Linked DNA regions of Homo sapiens: region 2 is linked to region 1. Evidence: chromatin contacts called from ENCODE Hi-C or POLR2A ChIA-PET data. All regions are on one chromosome and are shown on one strand. Each heading gives the region's core, a stretch centred on a gene start or an enhancer-like site at or near the end of the contact. The rest is flanking DNA. Distances are from core to core; before and after follow the strand shown.

The links. Hi-C counts contacts between places; a loop is a spot of excess contacts on that map. ChIA-PET counts read pairs that join two places held with the same protein, here RNA polymerase II (POLR2A). Pooled maps may share reads with other maps.
Region 2: a loop to region 1 is called in a pooled map, with 2.9 times the contacts of the local background. The contact joins the enhancer-like site here to the promoter of GRIFIN in region 1. A Hi-C loop is called at or near these places in 1 of 50 pooled maps. POLR2A ChIA-PET finds 5 or more read pairs at or near these places in 4 of 52 experiments (AG04449, H1, activated CD4-positive, alpha-beta T cell and 1 more).

Annotation. Positions count from the first base shown.
Region 1 is chr7:2,474,361-2,477,680 of GRCh38, reverse strand. GRIFIN (galectin-related inter-fiber protein) reads left to right here and starts at 1,283. Exons shown (of 5, transcript NM_001394787.1): 1 at 1,283-1,309; 2 at 1,682-1,761; 3 at 1,853-2,012; 4 at 2,374-2,540; 5 at 2,796-2,953. The coding sequence starts at 1,298. The coding sequence ends at 2,811. RefSeq lists an enhancer at 3,214-3,320.
Region 2 is chr7:2,862,231-2,865,335 of GRCh38, reverse strand. No RefSeq gene overlaps it. Among named protein-coding and RNA genes, the nearest start is that of GNA12, 19 kb to the right of the region's middle. RefSeq lists a silencer at 641-720 and enhancers at 1,498-1,627, 2,276-2,922. Within about 2 kb of position 1,540, at least 39 of the 41 ENCODE cell types and tissues checked have a DNase peak (open chromatin) inside an H3K27ac peak, as active enhancers do.

The DNA of each region.
Region 1 (3,320 bases), core at 34-2,533:
TGAGGCCCCTCCCGGCCTCAGCAGTCCCACCCTCCTACCAGGACGTCCGGGCACAGGCCCCAGCGGCAGCACCCATGGAGAGGTCAGGCGGGACCCAGGTCAGCCCTGCCAGGGCTTGGAGAGAATGGCTGGAAGGGACCCCTGCGGATGGGGGACTGGAGGGCCCACTCGAACACGGGGACAGGGCGGCAGGAGACGTGAGAATGGAGAATCCTGGCGGGGGCATCCTGGGGGCCAGGCCTCTTCAGACACACAGGCAGGGACACAGCAAACCTCCCTGTCACCCAGAGTCTCTGGAACTCACACCCCATGCCTCGCACACTCATGGGCTCACACAATCGTCCGGCCTGCAGCCAGGATACCCACCCACGAGATCACTGCACACGCACTGCACATGGCTGCACATGGCTGCACACACACCCACCTGCAGCAGCCCTAGGGCTCTGTGCCCCCTCCAGGTCCACTTCGGGCCGGTTCCCGTCCTCGGAGGCCCCAAAGCTGCCCGACAGCCTGAGACTCTCTCTGCTCACCTCCCTTCCTCCTTGAGGGCCCAGCTGGTCCCCCCCATGCTCAGCCTGAGGTGGGGAGCATCCTGGGTGTGGGAAAAGCCCTCCCCTCGCCTGCCAGAGCCTGGAATGCGCTGACCAGCGCCGGCCTAATCCTTGCTGTATGCCCCATGGGGTGGCTGAGCCAGTGGGGGCAGGCGGCGGGGGCCAGGGTGGGCTGGGGGACAGGCCCTGCAGCACCACGTGGTCAGACGGGACCTGGGAAGCCAGGGCAGGGGTCGGCAGCCAAGCCTCCCCTCCTAAGCCTGCCCTTGGCCGGATGGGAGGGTTCGAGTCCCTGGAGGGGCCCGTGATCCCGGAGGAAGAGCCGGGCCAGGGTCCCTGCCTAGACCTTGCCGTCCCAGTGAGAAAGGAGTGGCTGCTTTCCTGGATCCTGAAGGAGTGAAGTGGGTGAGAGTCAGGCAGGAGAGGGCTTGGGGGAGCAGGGGCAGGTGACCCATCTCCCTTGCGCCTGCACAGAGAACCAGCTGGAAGGGAGAGGCCCGAGGGGTAGGGAGATATGGGCTGGGAAGGGCCCAGAGACCTTGCCAAGTCACCCGGGGGTGGGGCCCGGCGTTCCCCACCCCCAGCCCCCCCACTCCGGGCGCTCCCCACCCCCAGCCCCACCCCGGCGCTCCCCACCCCCAGCCCTCCCCCGGCGCTCCCCACCCCCAGCCCCCCGGCACTTCCCACCCCTAGCCCCCCATCTATACCCCAGGCTCCCCGCGCCCTCCCACAGTGGCTGGGAGCAGATGGCAGTGCAGGTGGGTGAGACCCTGGACCTGGAGAAGGAGAACGGTGCAGGGCTGGGGGCTCCCTGAGCCACCCGTGCTCTCTCTGCACAGAGATGGGGTATGGGCTCTGGCCTCTCATCAGATCTCAGGGCTGAGAGGGCGTCAGGGTGAAGGTCCCCCCAGAGCTGGCCTGCTGGGCAGGTGTGTCCCTCCCACCCCAGCCCTGGTCACCCTGTCACAAAGACACCAGATGAACAGAGCCTTAGCCTATGTCTGGCACTGGGTTGGGGGCAGGCTGGGTGGGCAGGGACCTTCCTGGACAGATGGGATAGGGTGGGGGTGGGGGTGGGAGGGAGGAGGCTGCAGCCCCATGAGGCTGGTCCCCCTGTCTCTTCCACTCAGTCTAAAGCCTTCTGTGCGGGCGGCCTGGCCCCCGGCTGGAAGCTGCTGGTCCAGGGACATGCTGACTCTGGAGAGGACAGGTCAGCGGCACCGCCCTCCCCTCGCTGGGCCTTGGGCTGGGTGGCCGGCCCAGCTCTTTGCAGCTCTTGACCCGCACCATGTCCGCCCCAGGTTCGAGACTAACTTCTTGTTGGAGACGGGGGACATTGCCTTCCACATCAAGCCCCGGTTCTCCAGCGCCACTGTGGTGGGCAATGCCTTCCAGTACGGCCGCTGGGGCCCGGAGCAGGTGTCTAGCATCTTCCCGCTGGCCCCGGGGGAGCCCTTTGAGGTGACAGGGGCCTGGGTGGGGCCTGGGCTAGGCAGGGAAGGCCCGTGGGGGAACAGGGGGCCAGTGGGCAGCGGGTTCACGGTGGACGCTTACAGGTCAGTGGGCCAGGGCAAGGTCTGGGTGGCCTCCCTGGCCTCAGTTTCCCTACGTGTGCAGTAGGTACCCACCACCCTGGCTACCAGCCACCCCATCTTGGGAGAAAGGAGGGGACTTTGGGCTGGGGGCTCCAAGCCAAGGGACCCCCGGGGCCTGCCAGGCTGTCCTTCCTGGAGACGGCCGGCAGGCACATCACCGTTAAAAGCGGGACCAGACCCCAGGCCCTGGGGGCTGGCACTGAGGTCACTGGCCCCAGCCTGCCCAGATAGAGGTCAGCTGGGACGCGGAGCACTTCCACGTCTACGCCCCGGAGCACAAGGTGCTACAGTTCCCATGCCGTCAGAGGCCGCTGGGCGCCACCACCAGGGTGCGCGTGCTGAGTGACCACTGCCTGGCCCAGGTGGAGCTGGCCAAGAGGGGCCTGAGCTGGGGGTAAAGTCCCTGCCTCTACCCAGGTCCCTGCCCATTCCTGCCCCACACTGCCCACCCCAGCAGGGATTTTGCTTCTCACCCTGATCCGGGGACCCTCCTCCGCCTGGGGAGGGGTTGTCTGCCTGGCGTCCCACCCTGCTCCTCTCCCTGCCAGCCCTGCATATCCGGCCACGGGAGCAGGGCCATGGTCCACCTCCCACCCTGGTCTGTGCATGGGCAGGGCAGGAGCTAGGGACGTGCCTTGGATGTTTGCAGGGACCGGGGCTACTGAGTGACACCTGCACCCCAGGAGCCAGCCTCGGCTTGTCCCATGTCCAGGGTACCTGGAGTCCCACCCTGGGGCAGCTGGGTGAGGGGGTCTGTGGTCCTGTGTGCTCCTCGCAGCTCCACCTTCAATAAACTCTGAGAAGGCTGCAGGCGTTTGGCTGCTAGGGGGTGGCAGGGGGAGGCTCAGGTGGGGCCGGTGCTACGCAGCCCTGGAAGCTGGGGGGCTGGGGGACCCTGAGACCGACACTCCAGAGACGACCCAACCCCCTCACTTTGTCCCCAGGATGCTGAAGCTCTCGCATACGGCGGCCTGCATACGGCCTCGCCGTATACGGTCTCGCATACGGCCGGGATGGACCTGGACCGGGGAGGGGTGTCGGATGGCATCCTGTGTGGGGAGGGCACCTGCCATGGGCCAGAAGGTCCCAGCGGGGCCCAGGGGACTGAAAGGCAGGGGCAGGCATGGCCTGGGCCAGTCCCCACCCAGGACCACTGGGCTCAGGCTCTTGCCAC
Region 2 (3,105 bases), core at 291-2,790, 390 kb before region 1:
CCAGGACCTAATGAGAACAAATGGCAGCCTGGATAACTCATCTGTGGTCACAGATGAGATTTCCCCACCCGCTGCACCCCTAATTCAGCAGAGGCCATCTATGGGTTTCCTTGTGTGGCATGAGCGACACCTGGTGGTCACAGATGGGAATTTCGAGTCATGTTCTTCAGGCTGCTTGGGACACCCCACCTGGACCCCATCCCACTCTGGGCAAAGGCAAGACCACCACTGAGCTCAGGGTGCACCTGAGACTTGGCCGCAGCAAGGAGATGTAGATACAAGGATCACGTCAGAAGACGTTTCATTCATTCATTCACGTTCCCAAGCATTTAGTGAGCGCATACCAGGTATCAGGAAGAGATGAACAAAATGGTTTTATGAAGTTTGCATCCTAATGAGGAAAGCAGATAACAAGCATGTAAATATCAGATAATTCCTTACTGTTAAGTGCTGTGAGAATTCACAAGGTTCAGAAATTGAGTCAAAAATCTTTCTCAGTACCCTCAATAAGCTTCATCTCAGGCCGGGCGCAGTGGCTCACGCCTGTAATCCCAACACTTCAGGAGGCCGAGGCGGGGTGATAACTTGAGGTCAGGAGTTTGAGACCAGCCTGGCCGACAGTGAAACCCCGTCTCTACCAAAAAATAGAAAAATTAGCCAAGCGTGGTGGCACATGCCTGTAGTCACAACTACTCGGGAGGCTGAGGTGGGAGAATCATTTGAACCTAGGAGGCAGAGGTTGTAGTGAGCTGAGATCTTGCCACTGCACTCCAGCCTGGGCAACAGAGAGAGACTCTATCAAAAAAAAAAAAAGTGTAAGCCTCATCTTAGCTGAATCCCTGGACACTTACCTTGCCACAGGTCCCAGGCCCCAACCTCAGGAACTTTATATGGACTCTTGCGAAAGTGAGGCAGTGGAGTGACTGGGCAACGGATGTGGAATCAGGAAGACCTTGGGTTCCAATCCTGACTCTGCCACCTCCTAATTTTGTGGCCTTGGGCACATTACCTACCTTGTCTCAGCCTGTTTCCTCAACAGAGAAAAATGGGAATTACAACAGGACCTTATTACAGGACCTACCTCCTAGTTACAAAACTTAATGCCATAACTTACGGTCAGAAAAGTGCTTGGAGCATCTCCAGACCCAGAGAACCACTTGCAGTAAATATTAGCTGCTATTGTTATTGATATTACTATTGTGCCGACACTCCAGACCTTCTCCTCCTCCTCCTCTTCCTCCTCTTCCCCTCCCAACCCCAGAAGCCAGGAGAAAGAGGAAGGACCGCAGCCAGTCCCCCCGACCTCTCCCCTCCTTCTCCAGGGCTCTCCGGCCAAGGCTAAGCCAGCCCTTCAGTGGGGGACAAGATGAGTGCGAAATTGCATGTGAGATGGCAGTTTCAGACTCAACCAGACTGGCCTTTCTATTGCCCAGAATTACCCAAGCTGAGGCTAAGGGACAGGAAGCAGAGATTGGAAAGGGCAGGGCTGACGGGAGTGAGTCACTGGTGGGGAGAAAATGAACCACTTCCTGTGTGTTCCCACAGAGGTCAGGGCCCTCAGCAAACAGCGACAGGCTACAGGCTCGTTCTCCGGGCCTGGAGGAGGCTCGGTGCCCAGCGTCTCCGGAGGACTGGCTCTTCCCTCCGCCTGGGGAGTTTGCGGGCCCCAGACACAATCCCCAGGGAGGGGCTCGGCTCTGGACAGCCTTGGCCTCTTTCCCCAGATTTCCCCAGCACTCACACTCTCGGGAGGCTCAGGGTCTGTACTGAGAAGGGCCCTTGCTCGGCGTGGTGCTCTGCTGTGGCTGTTTTGAAATTCGTAATACTTTTTGGACAAGAGGCCCCACATTTTCATTTTGCACAAATTGTGCAGCCGGTCCTGAATCATTGCTGGCTTTCCAAGGTCACAGCCAGCAAATGGAACTAACTCCAGGGCTCCTGGTCATCTGTGCCCCCACAGATACCTTCTGGGGGTCTCTGAGGTCAGGCGCCCTCACCCTCCTCCTTCCCTGGAACACGGGCGACCACTGCCCACTTTGCCGCTGCGGCACCCTGAGCGCCGTGGCCCGTGCAGACCACCAGAGGAAGGATCCCGGGAGCCAGGACAGGGCAAGGAGGTTACTTGTTGGGGCAGAAACATGGCTACTGGTCCCCTAGGGCAGAGAAGACTGCAGGAAGTGGGGAAACCTGCCAGACAGCCACCCTGGGAGAGGAGGAAGACCTGTCATCCAGTAGCAAAAAATGCAAGTTCCGTGGTGGTCTAGCGGTTACAGGGAGGGAAAAAAATGCAAACACTTAGCGAGCACTGCCAAGGCGACCGGCATGTTCTGAGTTCATTCTCTGCATTTACCCCTTTATCTCCACCGGGTCACTTCCGTTTTACAGAATAGAAAACCAAGGGCCGGGTGCGGTGGCGCACACTTATAATCCCAGCACTTTGGGAGGCCGAGGAGGGCGCATTGTGAGGTAAGGAGTTCGAGACCAGCCTGGCCAACATAGTGAAACCCCGTCTCTACTAAAAATACAAAAATTAGCCAGGCGTGATGGCACACAACTGTAATCCCAGCTACTCAGGAGGCTGAGGCAGGGGAATTGCTCAAACCCGGGAGGTGGAGGTTGTGGTGAGCCAAGATCCTGCCACTGCACTCCAGCCTGGGCAACAGAGAGAGACTCCGTCTCGGGAAAAAAAAAAAAAGAAAACAAGGCACAGGGAGGTAAGGAAGTTGTTCAAGAGCCTACAGAGCTAGTGCCTGGCAGAGCTGGGGTCTACGCCAGGATGCACTTTGCACCCTGCCTGTTCTCCATACGTTAACTCGAATCTGTCCAATAACCGTACAGCACTTATTAGTACTGACCGATCATCTGTGATGTCTTAAGGGTAATGGGTAGAATTGTACTTCCTGGGACCTTAGCTGGGAGAGGCATAACTAGTACTGTATTAGTTGGGGGTTCTCCAGAGAAACAAAACCAGTAGGAGATTTTTTTATATGTAATTAATAAATTATGTATACACACACACACACACACACACACACACACTCTCAGCCCCTCATAGCTGCTTGTTCTGCATCTATGGATTCAATCACCCAGGGATGGAAAATATTT